Linked DNA regions of Homo sapiens: region 1 is linked to region 2. Evidence: read pairs that join two places in POLR2A ChIA-PET (ENCODE). Cell type or tissue: K562. All regions are shown on one strand.

What was found. ChIA-PET counts read pairs that join two places held together with the same protein. Peaks named below come from ENCODE experiments on the same cell type or tissue, not always from the same donor. Only the 100,000 strongest peaks of a DNase experiment are listed, where the experiment ranks them.
Region 1: POLR2A ChIA-PET joins it to region 2 with 5 read pairs; 2 of 35 experiments call an interaction of 5 or more read pairs at or near these places.

The regions. Positions count from the first base shown.
Region 1 is chr3:187,107,261-187,111,260 of GRCh38, forward strand. No RefSeq gene overlaps it. Among named protein-coding and RNA genes, the nearest start is that of RPL39L, 30 kb to the right of the region's middle. In K562, no CTCF peak of the experiment used is centred here; no DNase peak of the experiment used is centred here.
Region 2 is chr3:187,185,029-187,189,028 of GRCh38, forward strand. No RefSeq gene overlaps it. Among named protein-coding and RNA genes, the nearest start is that of RTP1, 10 kb to the right of the region's middle. RefSeq lists an enhancer at 279-1,278. In K562, no CTCF peak of the experiment used is centred here; a DNase peak (open chromatin) is centred at 1,943.

The DNA.
Region 1 (4,000 bases), 78 kb before region 2:
TAAGAAATAGGTTAATGGAATAAGCTGAGTGCTCACTACTGCAGTTTGTCTTGAGATTGTACCATCTATTTGTCCTTTTCTTCTTCTACCACCCTTTCTAGATTTCCCTTGCCCTTGGATACCACTTCTGCTAGTTTAGGTGGCTTTCTTGGTGACATGACCCTGACCTTCAACCCTTAAAGGCCTGAGCCCCTGGCTACCATGCTTTTATCAGGCCATGGTTGCTGTAACTACCCATTCCCACTTAATGCTGGCCGTGGGAATATCAAGAAATGTCCCAGAGAACCACCTGAATTCTGAACATATTCCTCCACACCTTCATTAGGTAGCGCAATTCTACGTCCTCATGATGTCAGGGTCAACTCTCCTGCTAGTATGGTGACTTTTATTTCTGGTATAGTGGCAGCAACCAGTTATCAGTCATAGCTTTTTAAATGAAATTCTTAATGTGTCCCCTGGTGGAAGTACACCTCATCTGTGAAACAGGACCTGAGACCCACAGTGGCTGAGTTTGGGGAGACAAGAAGTACAAATTCCCCAAGTGGGAGTGATGGTAAGTAGGTCCACTTTCTACTCTCACCACTTGAATTCTGGAATCAATTATTCTATCTATTGACAACATAGGACCCCACCTTCAGAGGATTATCATCTCCAAGCTGGCACCTCAACTCTGCCTAACACTGTTAGGCCAGCAGCCTCTGGATGATATAGTACGTGGTAGGACGAGTGGATTCCACAGTCTTGTGCCCATGGCCAGACATCCAAGGCATTGTCACATAGTATGCCCTGCTGGTTAATCAGATGCTCTTTAACCCTTCATCAGATAGTGATGTTGTTTGAGGCCCGTGGGCAGGAAAGGCAAGCCCATTCCTGGAATACGTGACAATCCCAATGGGAAGAAAATGTTTGGCTTTCCAGAGTGAATGGAGTCCAATGTAATCAACTTGCTGCCAAGTGACTGGTTGTTTTACTTGAGGGTTAGTACCATATTTGGGCTCCAGTGTAAGCTTCTGTTTCTGACAGCTGAGACATTCAGCAATGCCAGTAGTTAGATCTGCCTTGCTAAGAGGGAGCCCATGGGTCTGTACATAGTGTCTTTGTTTCTGGTATCCTGGCTTCTCTGTTCGTGGGCCTATTGCACAAAAATTGGGATGGCCAAGAACCAAGGTGAGCTCATATCCATTGGAAGAGCTACTCTGTTCAGCTGGTTAATGTCTCTTCTGGGTAGACGCTTACTTGTGGGCCTTAAATATGTGCTATAAAGATGCTCACACTTTGAGACCACTTCCATAGGTTAATCCACATGTTCATCTCCAGACTATTTATTCCTGATTTTCCAATTTTTCTTCCTCTAGGCCCCTGGTTAATCAGCCACTACTATCCATGAGGCTATATACAGTCATTCCTTGGTATCCACTGGGGATTGTTGCCAGGATTCCCCTTGGATACCAAAATCTGTGGATGTTCAAGTCCCTTATATAAAATGACATGGTATTTACATATAACCTACGCACACAATCCCGTATACAGTAAATCATCTCTAGATTGCTTATAATACTCAACACAATGTAAATGCTATGTAAATGTTCTTATACTATATATTTTTTAAAATTTGTTGGCCGGGCGCGGTGGCTCACGCCTGTAATCCCAGCACTTTGGGAGGCCGAGGCGGGCGGATCACGAGGTCAGGAGATCGAGACCATCCTGGCTAACACGGTGAAACCCCGTCTCTACTAAAAATACAAAAAATTAGCCGGGCGTAGTGGCGGGCGCCTGTAGTCCCAGCTACTCGGGAGGCTGAGGCAGGAGAATGGCGTGAACCCGAGAGGCGGAGCTTGCAGTGAGCCGAGATTGCGCCACTGCACTCCAGCCTGGGCGACAGAGCGAGACTCCGTCTCAAAAAAAAAAAAAAAAAAAAAAAAAAATTTGTTTTATTTATTGTTGCATTTTTTCCAAATATTTCTGATATTAGCAGTTGGTTGAATCTTCAGAGTAGAACCAGTGGATATAGAGAGCCTCCTGTACACATATCATTACCATATAGCACTTCCCACTGTACACAACATAGGTGACCAGATGCAACGTCCAAACTTTGTCCACTTAGAGAACTTCTCTCACCATTGTCTTTTAGGGCCACCCAGGAGGGGGGATACAGTTCAGTAATAGTCCATTTTTGGTTCATACCAAGATATTCAATAAGGTATCCATGAATCAGACCTGGTAATTTTCCTCCTCTGATAGCTGGTCAAAGGAAACTCCCACACGAGGCCAAAGGGTTAGCAAAGGAGAAGTATCATTGTATTGGTGATGAGTGATGGGGATTCGGGCCACCTGTTCATGCAGATTACTGTGCCCTCTGGATCTGCTGCAGCTGCATCTAGAACCTACCACTTCTATCACATGATAGATTGCTGCTGAGCCTGCCCAACGTTATGACTTGGTAGTTCTGAAAGTTCTCAGCTCAAGATAAGCAGCTCGGATCCTAGAGTCACTTGATGAGATGCTCTGTCTCTATGGGAGCTTAATACCTACCTAGCCAGGAGCTGCTTTTCATATGGTATATAATTTTATGCTTTGAACGGCATGGCCTTTCTCCCTTCAGTGTATCGAGGACACTCAGCAATAGTCAAATTGTTCTGCAGTAGCTATAAATGATTTCCTTTGTATCTCTCAATCGCTGAAGATATTGAACAAATCAGAGCATTCCCTTCTGTTTCCTGTCTTAGTTAACCACAGGTGAAAGTTCTAGGAATGGCATTGCTATGGCCTGCCAGGGCCTATTAACACAAGACATGAAGTCATTTTCATCTGGTCAGAATCTCATCCATAAAGTGTGCATCCTAAGACCACTTTTGGGGCCAACTGTCTTAAAATAGGCTCTCCTGGAGTCAGATCCCGAGTCAAGGATTCAGGTGCTAGTGATTTATTAAGGGAAAAACCAGTAAGGAAGTGGGAGAAGCAGCAGAGGAGAGGAAAAGAGACTAAACAAGACATCAACTTTTGGTGAAGTCTCAGTTTCAACCCAAATTTGTAGAGAGTAATGATTGACTCCTCATTTAGTTTCACAGCAAAGGAGCTGGGGAGAGGGGGTAGAATTAGATACAGAGCACCCAGGCACCTCCTGCTCTCAGCTGGGGCAGGCAGCCCTAGTGCCTGGGAGAAGATCTCTGAAGGTCACAGATGTTGACTGCTGCTGCAGATCATGTAGAAGCTAGAGGATGGAGGCACAGAACTGGGAAGAGGGATCTCAGGGGATCTGGCCAGGGCACTCTTATGCCTACTCCAAAGTGATACAGGAAGAAACGTGCTGAGTTTAGGGAATCAAGCAATCCTGTGTGAGATGGAGTGGTCAAAGAAGGCTTCCTGGAGGTCAGACTTGAGGTAGATTAATCTAGAGTCAGTGGACGTTGACTCCAATTATTACCAACGGCATCGCAGTTAACGTTTAGTGGGGTTGTCAATAGTGGCTAGAACATAAAAGGGTGTGAGGAACAGGATTTGATCACCACAGTACTTGCTGTTGAGATTCTTTGACACTTTCCTTAGCACGCTTCCTAGGCTGGAGAAAAAATATAGAACAAAAACACAAACATCCTAACTATCTACCCTTTCTCACTAATCTCTCCTGCATATTTGTTTCAAGTCCTCCTCTAAGAAATGTCTTCTGGAGGGGTGAGTGCTGACCATCATTACCTAATTTCCCTGCTCCCCATCCCATTCCCCACTCTTTCCTTCCCATCCCTTCCTCTCTTCTATGTATTGGGTGCTGGTCACCAGTAAGGGCTCTGAAGACACCGCATCCTCTCTCAGGATGTGTTTGCTTTAATTGAACAAGCATTTATGACTTCCCTGCCTCCTCTGAGGGCTTAGCATTTGCTGCAAGTTCCAAATCACTCTTACCTAATACTATGAAAGAGAATTTGATGAGCTGCCCAAAGAAGTATAATAGATTATGAATATGAGTGCTCAGAGACCAGTTTTGTTCAAGCAAACAGGGAAG
Region 2 (4,000 bases):
AGAGAGTGGGCGCTGCCACCAGGCTGCCCAGTTCAAATCTCTCCTTTAATCCTTTGCTGGCCAAGCAACCCAGGGCAAGTAATTGAATTATTTCAAGGCTTATTTGAGTCACCCATGAAAGGTGGATGTCAGGCCTCTGAGCCCAGGCCACGCCATCGCATCCCCTGTGACTTGCACGTATACATCCAGATGGCCTGAAGTAACTGAAGATCCACAAAAGAAGTAAAAACAGCCTTAACTGATGACATTCCACCATTGTGATTTGTTCCTGCCCCACCCTAACTGATCAATGTACTTTGTAATCTCCCCCACCCTTAAGAAGGTACTTTGTAGTCTCCCCCACCCTTAAGAAGGTTCTTTGTAATTCTCCCCACCCTTGAGAATGTACTTTGTGAGATCCACCCCTGCCCACCAGAGAGCAACCCCCTTTGACTGTAATTTTCCATTACCTTCCCAAATCCTATCAAACGGCCCCACCCCTATCTCCCTTCGCTGACTCTCTTTTCGGACTCAGCCCGCCTGCACCCAGGTGAAATAAACAGCCATGTTGCTCACACAAAGCCTGTTTGGTGGTCTCTTCACACGGACGCGCATGAAAGTGGAAAAACAAGAGCCTATCATAGGGTTGATATCAGAAGAAAATGTAAATCTTTAGCAGGGTACCTGCTTGGCATATAGTAAGTGCTCATTAAGTGCTAGCAATCCTTATAAATGCTGTGGTATGGAAAATGTGGGCTGCTAAAGAGAGTATAGAAACTTGCCTCCTCCTCAGCCCAAGTATAGGAGAGAATAGGAGAGAAGAACACCAGGCTGGATAAAAGAATGCGCCATGAAGAGGGGAATGAGACATTTTAGGTAGAAGAAAGAGCAAGAACAAAGAAATGGAGGTGGGATTATGCAGCCTTTTGTGGGAAAGGAAAAGCATCCGCTATGTCTGTTGAGAAACGCTCAGGTGGTAGGAGCTGTGCTTTGCAAGTTAAATGAGACCAGATCATGGGTTGGAACTTGAGTGCCTCGCTGAGCAGTTCACCCAGTGGGGCAGCCCTACAGTGTGAGAGCAGGGCTTGATTTCCATGGTTACATGCTTTTTTTTTTTCTTTTTTGTGTAGGTCCTGCTGAGTTTACTTGGAATCAGGAAATATTGGAGGACATATAGATTCGGGTAAAGGTATAGCCAAGAACTGTCTAGATCAGGGAGTGGTTATAACTTTGGACATTACAAAACTGGAGGAGGCTTGTAGATAGCCATCATTTCATATTTATTCTGAAAATATTTAATAAGGAAAATTTATGAGCACAGCAATACTCCTTCATGGGGAAAATAGAAAGTAGCTCCTTATATATGTTTCTGAGTATCTAAGAGGTTTGGGAGAGGGTCATTTTGCCTTTACCAAAGCTATAGGTGTTTCATGTAATTGTGACCCACAAATTGCTAGAGCAGGAAGGAAACTTTGAGATCAGGTAATATGGTTCTACTGATTTTAAGTACACAGAAATGTAGAAGCAGAGAGGCCACGTTCTTTGGTCACATGGCAAGTCTCAGCAGTGACAGAATGCAGACCTGTCATTTCTCCCTTTCTTGTTCTTTCCACACAGGTCTTGCTAATACTATCTCTCTCCTATAGTTTCTGAGAGTTATCAATGTAGAATGTATTAACTGAGTTTCATATTTACGCCTGAGACAGACCTGCATAGATATACAGGGGTATAGGTCACCATTTTATCACACCAGATGTCAGCTGCTTTCAGAAGCATGGGTCCAAGATGCCTGAAATACCAGTCAGTCAAACAACGGCAAGAAGTTAAAATAGTAAAGGTAGTGCTAAACCAAAAAGGCTACGGATGCCAAAGCCCTTAGACTAGCCAGCCTTGTTAGCTGCCATGTAAGGCAACACCAGGGTCAGTATGACTCATGAGTTTATTCTGGTGCAGACTTGGCCGGTTCTGGGCTGGAGTGTTTATTTGAGGGCCTTCTGAATCTGTTCCCCATGGGTTTACAGATAAGGAGCTTTAGGCCCCTTGGCCTCCTACTTGGTATGAAAGTCATCTCTCTTCCTGAGCAGGGCTTGGCTCCTGGAAGCTGAGAGAGGTGCACCTCCTGGAGCTGCTGCCTCAGACAGCCTGCAATAAGACTGACCTCACACCTGCCCTGCTGGCCAGCCTCTCGGTCCTGGGACATTGCCCATTCTAGCCTCAGGGCTCACCTTTCCTACTTCTCTTTCAGGCTGTGTCTGGCACTAACCATCCTGCCACCCCTAACCACAAGGTGAGGCGTAGCCTATACCCAGCTCAAGGGAAGGGCCTCCCTCCAGGATATGTAGATCAGGGCTCTTTCTTACTGGAACTTCTCTCTGTGATTCATACAGGAGTTAATCTAGGTCAAGAATTGTGTCCCAGGGAAGTAAATATCTGCTCTGGGACACCAAAGAGAGAATCTGCAGTTTGAGGATTCTTGGTTCCTTAGTGGCTAACAAGTGAGGACTCCCTTAGCCCTCTTCTCCTGAATGAGGTCTACAAAGGAATTAACTTAGATCCTTGAGAGACCAACATTGGCTTTCAAGAGAAAGTGAGAACAGTTTTTGATAAAGTAATGGACTTCACAACTGATGTGACTAGTAGTGAAGGATGCACCTGGTTGTTTCACTGCCTTTTGTCCTGTTTGCCTGATGTACATGACTTTCCAATTTCATTCACCCATGTCAAATTATCACAACCCCCAAATTCCGTGGAAACTTATAAATTAACCTCCAAAGCAAAGCCAATCAAAAGTTGAGGCCTTAGAAAAATGACAATTCTTTTGACCTGAGAAGCCAGGCTTCTAGATAATAGACCTATGTATTGTGCTAATTACCTACTCTTATGTGTTCCCTGAGTATTTCAAATATAGACATTCATTGGTAAGTATATGTGAGGCTGTAAGAGGAACATTTTTGAACTGTTTTACATATGTAAGTTTATTATTACAATGATAGGAACAGTATGGAAAAATTCAGACCCCAGAAGATTAAACTAGAAGTCCACAGCTACAAGGAGCAAGGACATGAGTTCACTGTTTTGAAAGCAAAAATTTAGGAGAGAACAATGATGGTTAATTTCATGTGTCACTTTGACAGGTCCATGGGGTGCAGATATTTGGTTAAACATTATTTCTGGTGTGTCTCTGTGAAGTGTTTCCAAATGAGATTAGCATTTGAATCTGTAGACTGAGGAAAGTAGATTGCCCTCCTCAGTGTAGGTGGGGCATCATCCAATCTGTTGAGGGATAGAATAGAACAAAATGGCAGAGGAAGGAAGAATTCACTCTTTTGCCTGATTACCTGAACTGGGACATCTCTTGAACTGTAACCTACACCATTGGTCCTCTGGGTTCTCAAGCTTTTTGACTTGAACTGTAGCTACACCACCAGCTTTCCTAGGTCTTCAGCTCACAGAGGGGAGATCATGGGCTTTTCAGTCCTTATAATTATGTGAGCCAATCCCTTATACTCTCTCTCTCTCTCTCTCTCTCTCTCTCTCTTTTTCCTATTGGTTCTGTTTCTCTGGAGAATTCTGACTAATGCAGTAAGCAAAAGAAAAATGCTTATTTATTTACTTTCTATTATGGAAAGTTTCAATATACAAAAATACATAGAATAGTATAATAAATGTCCATGTATCTACTACTCACCCTCAACGTTACCAACTCATGGTCAATCATATTTCATCTACACCCCTACCCATATTATTTGAAGGAAATCTCAGATATTGGGTTAAAGAAAATGTTTTAGAAGACATATAACTGATGGTTACTGAAGCTGGGTGATGGGCACATGGAGTTTCATTGTCTGTTTTGCTTTTCTATGTGCTTGAAAGTTTCCATAATATTCAGATTAACAAATAGAGATTGTTTTGCCATTATGGAAAATTATGTCAGAGAGTAGAATAAATAGTGCTCTGTCTTTCTCCTAAAGTTGCATTTCAGCTCATTACAAGGTATTCTTTAAAAAAGCTTTCATGTTTA